Regions from separate parts of the Mus musculus genome. Here region 1 is linked to region 2. The links are chromatin contacts, found by Hi-C or POLR2A ChIA-PET in ENCODE. All regions are on one chromosome and are shown on one strand. Each heading gives the region's core, a stretch centred on a gene start or an enhancer-like site at or near the end of the contact. The rest is flanking DNA. Distances are from core to core; before and after follow the strand shown. Region 1 holds the start of Arrb1 (arrestin, beta 1). Region 2 holds the start of Rps3 (ribosomal protein S3).

Region 1 (6,941 bases), core at 2,046-4,545, 52 kb before region 2:
GTTCATATGCTGTTTATTGATCAGCCCCATCCTCCCTGCAGCCTTGGTTCTGAGGCTCCTTCCTAGAGTGTCTCAGCCTGAAGGCCTGCTCCTCCCGTCTCCTGGCCACTGCCTTATGCACCTGGCGGAGAGAAGGACTTGTTCTTGTCCCTGAATTGCTCCACCCTCTCCTTCCAGCTGACCCTGGCAGTGGGAGAAAAATCCTGTTGCTTAGCCAGACATTCCAGAGGCTGGGGATGACTGGCCTGTGTTCCCCTTCACACCTCCAGGCCCTGGGCGCTCCAGTTCCACTTCTCAGCCTCCTCAAGCTTCTAGGTCAATCCTAGCGGCTTGGACAACCCAGGACAGTTTTGGTCCACAAACAGCCCAGAGTGGTGGTGCGAATTCCTCCTCCACCTCCCACAGCGTTTGTGTCCTGCATCACAATCACCTGGGGGATGTATAGTCTGGGGATTTGGCTCTGGGAACTCCTTATCCAGGGTACAGAGAAGCCACTCTCCAATGGCCTATGCTCCCTGTGGGATCCCTGTTAGGGTTCCACCTTGGTGCTCGCCTACTCCACCCTGGGACTCCTCTCAACCCAGGTGTTTCTGCAAGTGAACTGCAGTGACAGTTTTGATTAATGTTTATTACCACTTCCTCCAACCGACAGGGATACAGGTGATGACTCCAGAGCCTAAGAGTATTTTAGTCAGTATTTGCAATGTCCCTTCCAATTCACAAAGCAAAAATCTTATGGCTAATGGAACACAATGAAGAAACTCTCTTCTCGAGCTTACCTTTCATATCCAGATAGATCTAGAAAGAGAAAGGCAGAATTCATGGAGCCCAGGGAGGGGAGGCAAAGATGGACAGGTGGGGGTTATGTAGCTAGTCTGTATTTCCTGGCATAGGCAGCTCCTACCTACTCCTATGTCCAGTGAACTCAGTAAGCTTTGGGGAGCATTGAAACCCAAAGTTCTGATTGCTTCAGTGTACAGGTGGGAACACTGGGTCTGCCCTTGAGTTAGGAGCACAGCAGGGGGAGTCAAGGACAAAGCTCTGGCCTCAGACAGACTCTCCAACAGGTGTCTGGAGGCTCACAAGGTCCTCATCCTATGACAATTCAAGGTATCAGGGAGCTGTGACACTTCTCCCCTAGTTACAGAGAGGCCCAGCAAGGCTGAGTCACCCCGGTCACCAGCAGCACTGGAGAACAAAGAAGAATCCAGTGGCTGCTGACTCCCTGCTGTGCTCTGCAGGGAGCAAAGCTCGACCTTGCAGCGCCAGAGGGTCTCTAAGTGGGGAGGGGGACAGGTGTGGCTGAAGAGAGCCGCATCCTAGCATCCTTCCTCCAATGACTGAGGCCTAGGTCACAGTGTTGACCAACCAGTTACGGTGGCCCTCAAGGTTAATGCAAACACCTCATAGCTCTCTGCAGTCTCCCAAAACTGTGTCTCTGCACCAAGTGGGTCCCTTGCTAGTCCTTACACCCAGGGTGCACACAGTGCAGCTCCAAGGAGAGCCACAGACACAGTGGACCCTGGCCTCTGCCCCCTCCTGACCTTCAGCAAGGCAAGTGACCTTTCTCACCCTTTGGTTCCTCTTTGGGAAACAAGAATAGGAAAATTAACCTCCAGGAAGGGCCATCAGTAGGAAGGCTGGTGGGAGGCAGTTTCTAAACATGAGGTATCTGAGCTACCACTATGCCTCAGTTTCTGCTCCTGGGAAATGGGAATAACCTCTGTAGCTGCTTTCACTCACTGCTGAGGCTCAGCTGTCAGTGGGCAATGAGTCATTTTGTTTAAGGGTCCCAACATGTGACTGCAGGGATGCTTCCTTTCTGATCATCTCTTATGCCCTAGGCTATGCCTAGTATACAACAGGGGCTTAATAAATAAATTAATATCAGAAGAAAGGAGGTAAAGGCAGAGGGAAGGACACAAACAGAAGAGTAATAAGGAAAGCAATGGTAAACGGCAGGTGCAGGGAGGCTAGAGGAGGGGCCAGAGAAGATGGCAAGGAGACTCTCAAGGGCCAGGAAGGTGAACCAGTCTGGTCATAAGGGTTGACCCCACGAGCTTCCCTGCCCCTCCCTAGCCCTCCTACTTTGACCTAGTTTCCATTTCGAGGGCCTAACCTTTCCTCTCAAGGCAAGCTCTACAAAACAGTTCCCGTCACCCTCCCTCAGCTACATGGAGCCCCTAGCTATGTGCTTTGGAGGACAGAGGGGAAGAAAGCCATGTGAATGGGGACCTGCCTTCCAGGTCTCAGAGCCTTCCACTCTGTGACCTGTGTTCCCGGCCCTGCTATGAGGAGTCAGAAGTGAGTGTATCCACTGCTCTGAGGATGTCAGTCCCTGCAGGCATTTTATGCCTTGCATGTGTGTGGTTAGCCTTGATGTGTCACTAAGACCTGTGGCCACATCGTGTCACGTCAGAGAGGGTTGACAGACTGCACGTACTAGCTTAGACCGTGCTTTGCAGCACCCAAGTGCCAGGCTACGTATGTCGGTGTATGCCCGCATGTGTGTAGCAACACGAGGGTGTTGTTAGAGCTGGTGCGTGTTCGAGTGGGACCTGTGTATGCTAACAGGACTGACAGCAAGAATGTGTTGACAGACTGGTGTGTGCGTGAGAGACCGTATGTGACGTCGTCGTGTCACAAATGCGAAGTGTGGCAACGACTGTCAGTGTGTGCCTGCAGAAGGGTGCTCATGTGTTTATGAGCTTGTGTGTTGTGTGTCAGCCTGCCCCAGAGCGTCCTGAAGTCTATCGACCAGGGCTGGGTGTGTGAGCTCGTCTCGGCCAGGAGCCGTGAACCCAATGGGGTGGCCCACCCTGGGTGCCTCGGTACACATGGTTCTGGCCAGAGAACCACACAAGAGACTTGGGAGGACAACAGAGTGCCAGATCCCGGGTGACGCTGACTGGAACCTCCGCCCGTGCCCTCGCCCAGGTCGTCCCCACGCGCGCGTGGGACAGGGCGGCCACCCGCACTCACCGTGTCCCTTTGTCGCCCATGGTCCGCGGCGGCCGCAGGGAGGTCCGCGGCGTCAGCGTCCAGGCTGGAAAATCCCCGGCCGCCAGGAGAAGCGCGGGCCAGCCCGCTCCCGGCTACCCCGCTCCGCCTCCTCCGCTGTCGCCGCCGCCGCCCCCGCCCGGGTCCCCGCCCGTCGCTCGAGCAGCACAGCGCCCAGGCCGCCGCCAGGGGCGTGGAGCGTGCGGGTGTGAGCGCGCGTGTATGCCTCCGTGCGCGGCTCTGCGTGTGCGCGCCCAGAGAGTGAGGGCTGCGTGGCCGGCCGCGGCTGGTCCACGGGAGCGCGTGCACGCAAGCGCGTGCCAGTGCTGGTGCGTGTGCACGGCTGTGCGCGCGAGCCTGTCGGGAGGTGGGGTGTGGAGAGAGAGAGAGAGAGAGAGAGAGAGAGAGAGAGAGTGTGTGTGTGTGTGTGTGTGTGTGTGTGTGTGTGTAGAGGTAGCACGTCTTTGTGCAGTTGTGTATGTGTGCTCACAGTCGTGGGTGCGAGCGCTCTCTCCCGCGCACGCCAGGACTGGCCTTTGTGTCTGCGGATAGAAGCAAGCGGAAAATCCGCAGACTTCAAGGCCCAGCCTCAGAGGCGCCCCTGTGTGAGGACAGCGAAAGATTCCAAAAGCCTAGCCAGGCCTTCGCCCTTTGCTCCACCCTCCCCACCCCCGCCCTTCTGGAGAGATACCACCCAACGACACAACAGGGACAGGAAGAAGGGGTGGGGGCGGGCAGCGGACTGCAATGCTGGAGAGCAGATGAGAGTGGAAAGGGGAGGGGCAGGCAGAAAGAGGAAGCAGTGAGAACAGGAGATAAAGAAGGGACCGAGAGCCAACTAGCTGGTGGCCTGTAGCATCTAGCATCATTGATATAGCACCCAGGCCTAGCTTAGGTGCCTGTAATGACTCTGGACACCACTCAGCCCATTTCAGGTCTATTGGCTGGGTCCTAAGACCAGCAGATGTCCTGTTCAATTGTTGAAGGAATCTGCTTGTTCTTGCGGGCAGACACCTGCACACAGCGGTGTCCAGCAGAGTCTACTGTCTGCAGCTTTCTTGGTATCCTTGGAAACCTTGACTTTCCTTACGTTTCCTACCCCTGGAGAAGTAGCCGGTGTGCAGTGGGAGGGTAGAGTTCAGAGGCTAAGAAGGGGTAGGAAAGGGTTTGAATCCATTTTCTCCTAGAAGGGATCTTGAGGCAGTGGGAGGAATGTAAGGTCCTCAGCCCCTCACTGCTGGAGTTTGACTAATTGGCACTGATAGGTCCCTAATATCGGAGTATTAACGATAGGAAAGGAAGCTATCATTTACTCTGATGCAATTGCGGGGTCTGGAAACATCTCCTGTAATTATGTTCAGAAGCAGTTACCTATGCTGTTTACATAGAGTGTGCTGTTTATAGAATTGGTAATAATATCCCAGGATAATGACTATAATTATGTCCAGATTGGGGAGGGGTGGGTAGAGGCTAATGGACAGGCAGGGTGGTCCACATCTGGGCAATGGTAAGAGCTAAGAGGAAGTGGATTAAGGTCTGTAACTTCACCTGCCCTTTCTTAGCCTCTGGGATCTTCCCTTCCTCCAACCAGGGCAGAGCAGGAAGCCACCTGACCCTTCTGCAGGCCGTTGTGGGGGGCTCTTGAAAGGAGCAGAGTAGGGTTCTCTATTGATAGCAGGAAGCAAACTTTGTGAGCTCAAAATCAAGAGGCCTGGTCTTGTACTCTCCACGGGGGCTTCGTCCAAGCCCGATGAACTCAGGACAGTGCCCAGTGCCGATGCTCAAAGCACATTCGCCATCCTACTTAGTAAGTATCTGCGGTCATGTCACTAAAACAAACAATGTTGTCGATCACTTCTCAGCAAACCAACAGTCCAGAAAGATGCCCCAGATGGCTCCAGGTCGCCCCCACCCCCACGTAGTTCTTTCTAGACCAGCTTTGGAAAGCATGGCTCTAACACTGAGGGACACTGAACAGACTGGTAGCTGGCGGGTGTCAACACGTGGCTCAAGGTGTCAAGAGCATCCTTTCTAGCCTGTAAACCCATGAGGGGTGGGAGGTGTGCCTGGTGCTACTTGGCACTTGCAACTCTATGAGCTAAATGCTTGGTTGCCTTTTCTAAAATGAATGAACAAACTGGTGCTTAGAGAAATTAAATGGCTCACCCAAATCCACAGACTCTTTTTTTTTTAAAGATTTATTTATTTTATGTATATGGGTGATCTATCTGCATATACACCTGCATGCACGAAGAGGGCTTCTGCACTCTCTAGAAATAGCTGTGAGCCACCATGTGGTTCCTGGGAATTGAACTCAGGACCTTTGGAAGAGCAGCTGGTGCTCTTAACCACTGAGCCATCTCCCCAGCCCCCCATAGCCTCCTCTTGATCTTGGCCTCTCTTTTCCCCAGCTTTCCTCAACAGGAATCAAACACAGAACATAGACAGAATTTGGCTGGGTTTTTGGTGTTCTTGTTGTTGTTTTTCTTTTTTGTTTTGTTTTGGTTTTTTGTTTTTTTGTTTGTTTGGTTGGTTGGTTTGTTTTTTTCGAGACAGGGTTTCTCTGTGTAGCCCTGGCTGTCCTGGAACTCACTCTGTAGACCAGGCTGGCCTCAAACTCAGAAATCCTCCTGCCTCTGCCTCCCAAGTGCTGGGATTAAAGGCGTGCGCCACCACAACCCGGCTCTTGTTGTTGTTTTTAATAGTTGTTTCTTGTGCCAGTTGTGGTTCTGGGGAATTTACAGATTGGTGTCAAGCAGGACAGAGCTTTCAATGGAGAGAGGGGTCTAGAATGGGAGGCAAAGGGGGCCGTTAAGAAAACACTTACATCTATCAGGCCTAAGGAAAGCACTGATGTATTCATTCAATAATCAAAATTAGCAAAACTGCAGTAGAGGTCATGAGAACTCCTTGTCAACAACCTAGTTTTAGTAATAAGTATTATGAAGGAAATGAAACATAGTGGCTGGGACCGGCGTGCTTAGAGATAAGACTCTTCAAGGAGGTGACCTTTGGGCAGAAACCTGCACCAAGAAGCCAGGGACATGAAGGGCTGCCAGCTAAAGGACCAGCAAGGAACCAGGAGGGCGTGTCTGGCTTGGTAAACAGGAAGAGTGCTTGCAGGTAAGGCAGGCAGCAGTCAGATGACACAGGTCTCACAGTTAGGAGTGAGGGGCATGGGAAGCCAATTTAAGAAGAGGGTTTAGGGCCTCAATGTGTCTAAAACCTTCACCCGTGGGCTACACACAGCCAAGAATACTCATAAATGTAGCCCAACACAAAAACATAAAGTGCTTTCAAACATTATGAGATATTTTTTGTGTGTGATTAGACAGAGCATTTCTGGTGTGTGAACTTTGTAGATGACGGTATTGGGTCCTGATGTTGAGAGCTCAGACGTACCTGCAGATAATAGCCCCGGCTTTACGTTCTCCAAGGCTGTGCTGCACATCACTGGATGGAGACGAAGGGGAAGAACAGAGGCTGGATGCCCCCTTTGGTGTCCTGGTACCGCAGTGGGTGGGGCTAGAGCTGCGGCCCAGAGATCATAGAGAAGAGATGACTTGTGGCCATACTTGGAGGCTGTATTCCAGTTTCCTGTGTCTGTGATACAGCACTGTGGCCAAGGCAGCTTGAGGAAAAGCTGACTTCTGCTTACGGTTCCAGAGGAATAAGAATCCATGATGGCAGAGCAGAGGCGTGGTAGCTATAACAGGAAGCTGGGTTCACATCTTCAAACAGTAAGCATGAAGCAAAAAGAGCACACTGGCTAGCTGGGCATGGCACACACCTTCAGTCCCAGCACCCAGGAGGCAGAGGCAGGCAGATCCCTGTGAGATGGAGGTCATCTTGGTCTACAGAGTGAGTTCCTCTGTAGAGAGGTCCTGTGTCACACTGGGAATGATGTGACACTTTGAAACCTCAAAACCCATCCACAGTGA
Region 2 (6,970 bases), core at 3,585-6,084:
AATCAATGATTATCTATGATGCCGTGGCTTCTGGTCATGGTTATTAGGTGCTCTCCTAGGGACAGATAATCCTTCCATGGTGCAGGTCTTCCTCCAGTTTAGGCAAGCACCCCTGGTTCTTTAGTTGAACCTCAGATAAAATAGTGTATTTATTACTCAGGATTCTGTAGAGTCACAGAACTTATGGAATGTCTCATATATTAAGGGAATTTATTGTAGTGACTTACAGTCTGCTGTCCAACTAACCCAACAATGGGCAGCTGTCAACGAGACGTCTAAGAATCCAGTAGTTTCTCAGTTCCATAAAGCTAGGTGTTTGATCTGGTCTTCTGCATAAGCTGGAATCCTGAAGAAGTAGGTCCAACAGATGTGCTGGCAAGTAAGTGCAAGCAGGAGAAGAAGAGAGAGCCTTCCTTCTTCCATTATCCTATGTAGGCCTCCAGCATAAGGTATGGTCCAGATTAAACGTGTGTACCACCATGCCTGAATTTAGAACTTACTCTGTTCCTGGCTGCCCTTGAACTCAGAGATCTCCTGGGATTAAAGGCGTGTACTACCTTGCCTGGGCCTAAACTTTTCATGGCCGCTATGCCTCAAGATCTGGATCAGAATGTCAATGTCAATATCCAGGTCAGAAGCCTGTGTCTTCCAACTTCAAGATCTGGATCACAGGTGTGCCCTACATTTCTAGATTGTAGTTCCTTCCAGATATACTCAAGTTGACAACCAGGAATAGCCAACACAAGTAGTTTGCTTATTCAGGAGTCTCACACAAAGCAATGCAGAAGCAAAACATATTTGAACAGTGTCCCGGCTGGTCTTATGTCAACTAGGCACACAAACTAGAGATATCTGAAAGGAGGGAACCTCAACTGAGAAAAATGTCTCCATGCTGGGCAATGGTGGCGCACGCCTTTGATCCCAGCACTCAGGAGGCAGAGGCAGGCAGATTCCTGAGTTCGAGGTTAGCCTGGTCTACAGAGTGAGTTCCAGAACAGCCAGGGCTATACAGAGAAACCCTGTCTCAAAAAAGGAGAGAGAGAGAGAGAGAGAGAGGGAGAGAGAGAGAGAGAGAGAGCTCTATAAGATCCAGTCTGTAAAACATTTTCTTAGAAGGTGATTGATGTGGGGGTGCTATCCCTGGGCTGGTGGTCCTTGGTTCTATAGGAGAGGAGGCTGATCAATCCATGAGGAGCAAGTGTCATGGCCTCTGCATCAGCTCTAGGTTCCTGCCCTGTTGAGTTCCAGTCCTGGAAATGTAAGCAAATAAACCTCCTCCCCCCAACTTGCCTTTGGTCACAGTGTTTCATCACGGCAATAGAAACCCTCAGACAAACTTAGCTCTGCTCTGGCCACCCCATGAAAGCTCCAGGGGTGTGATGGGGGCACACAGGATGCTGCGGAAACATCTAGAAGAGGCACAAACTAGAAGGGAGTGCCATGTTGATCTGGGAGCAAAGAGCCAGAATGAGGGGAGATCACCAAAAGGATGGCAGAGAATAAGTGGAGGGGAGGTTATTAAGCTGGTAGGGAAGAAAAGGGGTGCAGGGTTATAGGATGGGAACAGTTCTTGCCTGGATCATCATCTATTTGGGAAGGGGACAAGGGACTAACTAAAAAGGAGACTGGCTGCTAAGAATAAGGAGTGAGTATTTGGGTTAAAGTCTCTCTCTGTCTTTCTCTCTCTCTGTTGCTCTCTCTGTCTCTGTCTCTAACACAGAGGGGGGAGGGAGAGGGAGAGAGACAGAGAGGGAGGGAGAGAGAGACAGGGTCTCACTATGTAACTTTGCTGTCCTGAAATTCACTATGTAGTCCCAAATGGCCTTGAACTCACCAGATCCCATTTCTGCCACCCAAGTACTGGGATTAAAGGCATTTGCCACCATGCATATCTCTCTCTCTCTCCCCCTCTCTCTCATTATTTATTTAGTGTACATGAGTACACTGTATCTATCTTCAGACACACCAGAAGAGGGTATCAGATCCCATTACAGATGGTTGTGAACCACCATGTGGTTGCTGGGAATTGAACTCAGGACCTCTGAAAGTTCAGTCAGTTCTCTTAACCACTGAGCCACCTCTCCTATTGTTTTGTTTTATTTTTGTAGCAATGTCTGGTGCAGCCCTGCCTGGCCTTGACATTCCACCTGTAGCCAAGGACAATCTTGAACTCCTGATCCTCCTGGCTCCACCTCCCAAATGTTAGATTATTGTGGGAATTGTTCTGGAATAAGCCCTCTGATACCAACGAGAGTGGAAGAGAGATGCCACCAGATAGACAGAAGCCAGGAGAGACCCTGAAAAGCTTTGATTCCCTGGTCTACTTTGCATTCTCATTTTATACCCTAAAACACAAGGTGGGGCAGGAATGCAAGCAGGATTCCACAGAAGCATACTTGACAGTTAGCAAGTTAAGCACAGTAACCCATTGGCCCAGCGATTTCTCCACATCATTTTATTCCAGGTAGCAAATGACGTCATGCTTGCTAGACAGGCAGTACAAGCAGTGCTTTGAGTAAGTCACTAAGTGAGTCTCTAGACAAATAGCTAATAACTGTTTTCCTACCTTATTCTACTTCAAGCTTACAGGCATGAGCCACCTTGCTCAGTTCAGAGGTTCCTGCTTCACTTTGCCTCTCACATTCTCCTGCCACTATAGTGTCCTGCTCAAATACATGGAGCCCTCATGTAAAGTGGGGTAATGGTCACACAAGCCTGTTAGTTACCTCAGCCTTGGAGGTGGAGACAGGAAGATTTTAGGAGCTTGATGGCCAGCAGGCCTAACTGGAATGGAGAGTCCCGGGTTCAGTAAGAGGCCCTACTTCAAAAATTAAGGTAGAAGCCAGGCGTGGTGGTGCACGCCTTTAATCCCAGCATTCGGGAGGCAGAGACAGGCAGATTTCTGAGTTCAAGGCCAGCCTGGTCTACAGAGTGAGTTTCAGGACAGCCAGGGCTACAGAGAGAAACCCTGTCTCAAAAAAAAAAAAAAAGAAAAGAAAAGAAAAAAGAAAGAAAGAAAGAAAGAAAGAAAGAAAGAAAGAAAGAAAGAAAGAAAGAGAGAAAGTGTATAAGACTGTGAACCCCTGGAATTTACCTAGGGCAGAGACTGGCCGCTGTGACTTCAGCACTCAAGGTCAGGTGCCCTCCATCAGTATTGACATCCTGAGTATAAACAGCAGAGTCATTTTTAAAAAGGTATTTACTTTTATTTCATGCGTGCTGGTGTTTTGCTTGCATGCATATCTGTGTAAGGGTATCAGAGCACCTGAAACTGGAGTCACAGTTGTAAGCTGCCATGTAGGACTGGGAGTTGAACATGGGTCTTCTGGTAGGCAAGCCAGTGTTTCTAACCACTGAGCCATCTCTCCAGCCCTGAGTCATGATTTTAGTGTGAGAGGCATCATTGAATTTTCTGAGCACGGCCATCAGGGTAGCTGGCACAGGTCTTCAGATACAAGGAGATAGTTATAAGAAGGCAGCCATGGCTGTGGTGCACTAGAAATGGAGAAACAGCTTCATCAGGTGACAGACCAGTCTGACTCTGTCCCATGATTAGAAGCCATCTTGTTACAAGGTCAAAATAAGTTCATTCCTGTTTTCTGTAACACTTGGGTTTGATCCTGTCGTCAACCCATTTTCTGGAATTTGACATGTTCCATACTCCATTATACCCTGACTTCCACCCTGATAAGATGTTCTGCCAAGTTCCTGTGTAGCCAACATTCCCCTGGAAATCTCTCTTCCCTTGGAAACCACCTAGTCTTAGAAATTTTGAGTTATATAAATTCCACTTCTATGTTTGATGCTATTCTTTAAAACTCCACTTTAGGGAGATAGCCCTGTCTGATAGAAAATAAAACTTGCTTAATTTGTCTAAAAGAGTTTAAGTAATAGTTTTTACTTTTGTTCCGTGGGATTAATACAGGGTGAAACAGACTCCCGTGTTTCCAGTGTGAAGTGAGCCACACACTGCAGTACAAGTTATATCAGCAGGTTCTGCCTCTGGGCAATGAACTTTTGCTTGTGTGGACATCAGGGTCTGTGTGAAGGGAAGGTCCTATGGCCTAGATTTATACTATTCAACAGTCTGTCCCCGAAGCCCTGGTGCTTTATTATTTTGACAAGCCCCTGCTGCTGGTATTCCACCCTGCTGCGAGTCAAAAAAGTTCCTGTCTCGGAAAAACAAAACAAAACAAAACAACCAAAAAATAAAATTTTTTTTTCCCACAGGTTCTAGTGGAGGTGCTCACTACCAGAAATCCTACAAATAAGCCCATCTCATGGATCAGGGTTTACCTTTGTAATAATATTAAATCTGTGTGCATGTGCGCACGCATGTGTTTTATGCTTGCATATATGTATACGCAGCCATGGTTTTCTACTGTCCCACTCACTCTGTAACTTACTGAGCCATCCAGCTGGTCCTCTAAATACATTTCAATGAAAGTTTTCATTAGCGTGAACGTGAAGGTGGTAAAATCTGTTAGTGTGTGCTTATGCCTGTGGTTTGCACCTCTAGTCTGAAGGTTGCTCTTTTCAAATTTTTTATTTATTTACGTTTTTACTTTTGAGTCAGAAACTCATAAAGGCCAAGCTGGCCTCGAATTCGCTATGTAGTCAATGATGACCTTAAACTTGTGACCCTCTACTTCGTTAGTGCTGGAACCCCAAGCTTGCTGAGTACAGAGCACTTTCAGACCGGAACTAGATGTCTACTTCCTGTTCCGCCTACATTACAGGTTGCTAGGTTACACCCCCCCTACGCCGTTTTAGACGCAAAACTTCATTTCCCATGCAAAACTTCATTTCCCATGAACACTTGCAAGGGTCGCCGCGCTGCGCGGCGTCATTGCTCCCGCCCTATATACCTACTTCCGCCCGCGAGCCACTTCCTTTCCTTTCAGCGGCGCGCGGCTGCAAGATGGCGGTGCAGATTTCCAAGAAGAGGAAGGTAAGCGTCTGGGCCCGGTTCGGGAGTCCGCCGCGGGTTCTACAAGTGCCAGGGAGGCCTGTGGCTCCGTGATCAGTCCTGTGGAGCGTCTGGGGCCGCCTGCCGTCTCTTCGAGCCTCGGATGGCCGTAGATTGTGTATTGGGCCGGAGCCGGGCGAGTGCTGTGTGCCTGGGCAAGGGAGGGACAAACTCCTCGAGTTCTGGACCGACTCGAACACCGGGCGCCTCCAGTTCCGGACTAGACACCTTTGAGCGTTTCTTGGTCTCCATAATAGTAATCCTGTGGCACAGTTAGAGGGCGTGTGCCATCAGATCTAGTCCAGTTTCTTTAGTAAGTGAAGTTTAGCAGTCCCTTCTCTTAGTCGCGTGATCCTGCAAGTGGCCATAGTTGAAAGCCTACTTACTGACTGCTGCCGTGTTCACTCGGGACCCGGAGCTGCAGCGTCCCTGTGGTTATCATTTCATGGGGGAAAAGTGTGCAGGTTGCCAGGTTTAGAAATAGATGGTCTGTCGTTTGTGCTTATGCACACAGATGATAAACCTGTTTTGAGTCAGGATTCCTCTCCTATCCGAGGTACAACTTACAGTCCCAGCTGTACATGTGCTACTTGGAGACAGATTTTTCTTTGTCTCTTGGGTGTAGATTATGCCGTAGAGCCCTTCGATGAAGAGGTGATGACGAGTCTGAGTAGGAAGTGTTGTCTTTGTCCAAGATGCCTCACTATGCTGCGTTCTGTGGCACAGCTGAAAGCACTGTGGTCAAAAGAAACTTCCTAAAGATGACCAAGAGGCATTTGTCTGAGAAGGGTTGCTGCTTTTCTGTAGGGCCATTGGGCTTGCTCTGACTAACCCTGTCTTCACCTCAGAGGTAACTTGTTTCCTTTGGTTCAGTTTGTAGCTGATGGCATCTTCAAAGCTGAGCTGAATGAATTTCTCACTCGGGAGCTGGCTGAAGATGGCTACTCTGGAGTTGAAGTCCGAGTTACACCAACCAGGACAGAAATCATTATTTTAGCCACCAGGTAGAAATACCATTGATTGTCACCTGTAAATACTGTGTGTACTGAGATGCTGTGTAAACTTGGGCCAACCAAGCAGTAAATCTGGCCTCAGTGGGTGTAACTGCTTTGTTAGAACTGCATTTGGGAAGAACTTACCTTCCATTTAACGTGTGTGCTGGCGTTGTGGTGGGCGGCAGGTGGGATCTTGAGTAAATGGTTGCGCTTCCCCTCTACAGGACACAGAATGTTCTTGGGGAGAAGGGTCGTCGGATCAGAGAGTTGACCGCAGTTGTCCAGAAGCGCTTTGGCTTCCCTGAAGGCAGCGTAGAGGTGAGTTCCTCTGCTTTATCTCCCGGGGGTTTTAGACTGAGTTGGGATGTGGCTTCTGCTATAGAATTGTACTTCTGAAAACCTGACATGGCCAGTGACAGTCACAGGTACTTGATGCTCTGCCAAAATTTCCTTAAAAGCAGAGCGATTGCCATGCATGGCGGGGGCCCATATTCTTGTCCTGGCACGCAGAAGGCAGGATGACGGCGGGGCAGAGCTAGTCAGGGCTGCTGTAGTGAGACCCTGTCTTAAACCACAAACAGTATGATATTCTGGTGGTCGAATGTAGAAATAATGCATGGGTGACTGGCTATCCTTAGTGTGGTTGTGAGGAACCAGAGTAGAAGGGCGATTCAGCCTTCATCGCTGCCTTGTGTGGGTAGTCGTGGTACTTGAGTATCTAAGGGATATTACAATGGCTTAATTGAAGATGGGTGAGTGACAGGAATGTACTTTGCTTTCTTTAAAGCTTTATGCAGAGAAAGTGGCCACAAGAGGTCTGTGTGCCATTGCCCAGGCAGAGTCTCTACGCTACAAACTCCTTGGAGGGCTTGCGGTTCGAAGGTGAGTGTCCTGAGACTTGATGGTCATGCCCTCCTGTGGATTAGTGTGTGCTAGCATTTTTGTTAGCAAATAACTTGATTGACAGAATCATCTAGTCTCTGGTGGTGTAGCCCATCCCCCCACT

Evidence for each region. Hi-C counts contacts between places; a loop is a spot of excess contacts on that map. ChIA-PET counts read pairs that join two places held with the same protein, here RNA polymerase II (POLR2A).
Region 1: POLR2A ChIA-PET joins it to region 2 with 14 read pairs in embryonic stem cell. The contact joins the promoter of Arrb1 here to the promoter of Rps3 in region 2. A Hi-C loop is called at or near these places in 1 of 37 maps with a recorded cell type or tissue (T-helper 2 cell). POLR2A ChIA-PET finds 5 or more read pairs at or near these places in 3 of 5 experiments (Patski and embryonic stem cell).

Annotation. Positions count from the first base shown.
Region 1 is chr7:99,531,840-99,538,780 of GRCm38, reverse strand. Arrb1 (arrestin, beta 1) reads right to left here and starts at 3,295. Exons shown (of 16, transcript NM_177231.2): 1 at 2,983-3,295. The coding sequence starts at 3,002.
Region 2 is chr7:99,481,573-99,488,542 of GRCm38, reverse strand. Rps3 (ribosomal protein S3) reads left to right here and starts at 4,834. Exons shown (of 7, transcript NM_012052.2): 1 at 4,834-4,951; 2 at 5,843-5,973; 3 at 6,189-6,282; 4 at 6,752-6,846. The coding sequence starts at 4,922. Snord15a (small nucleolar RNA, C/D box 15A) reads left to right here and starts at 5,611; the gene lies at 5,611-5,758.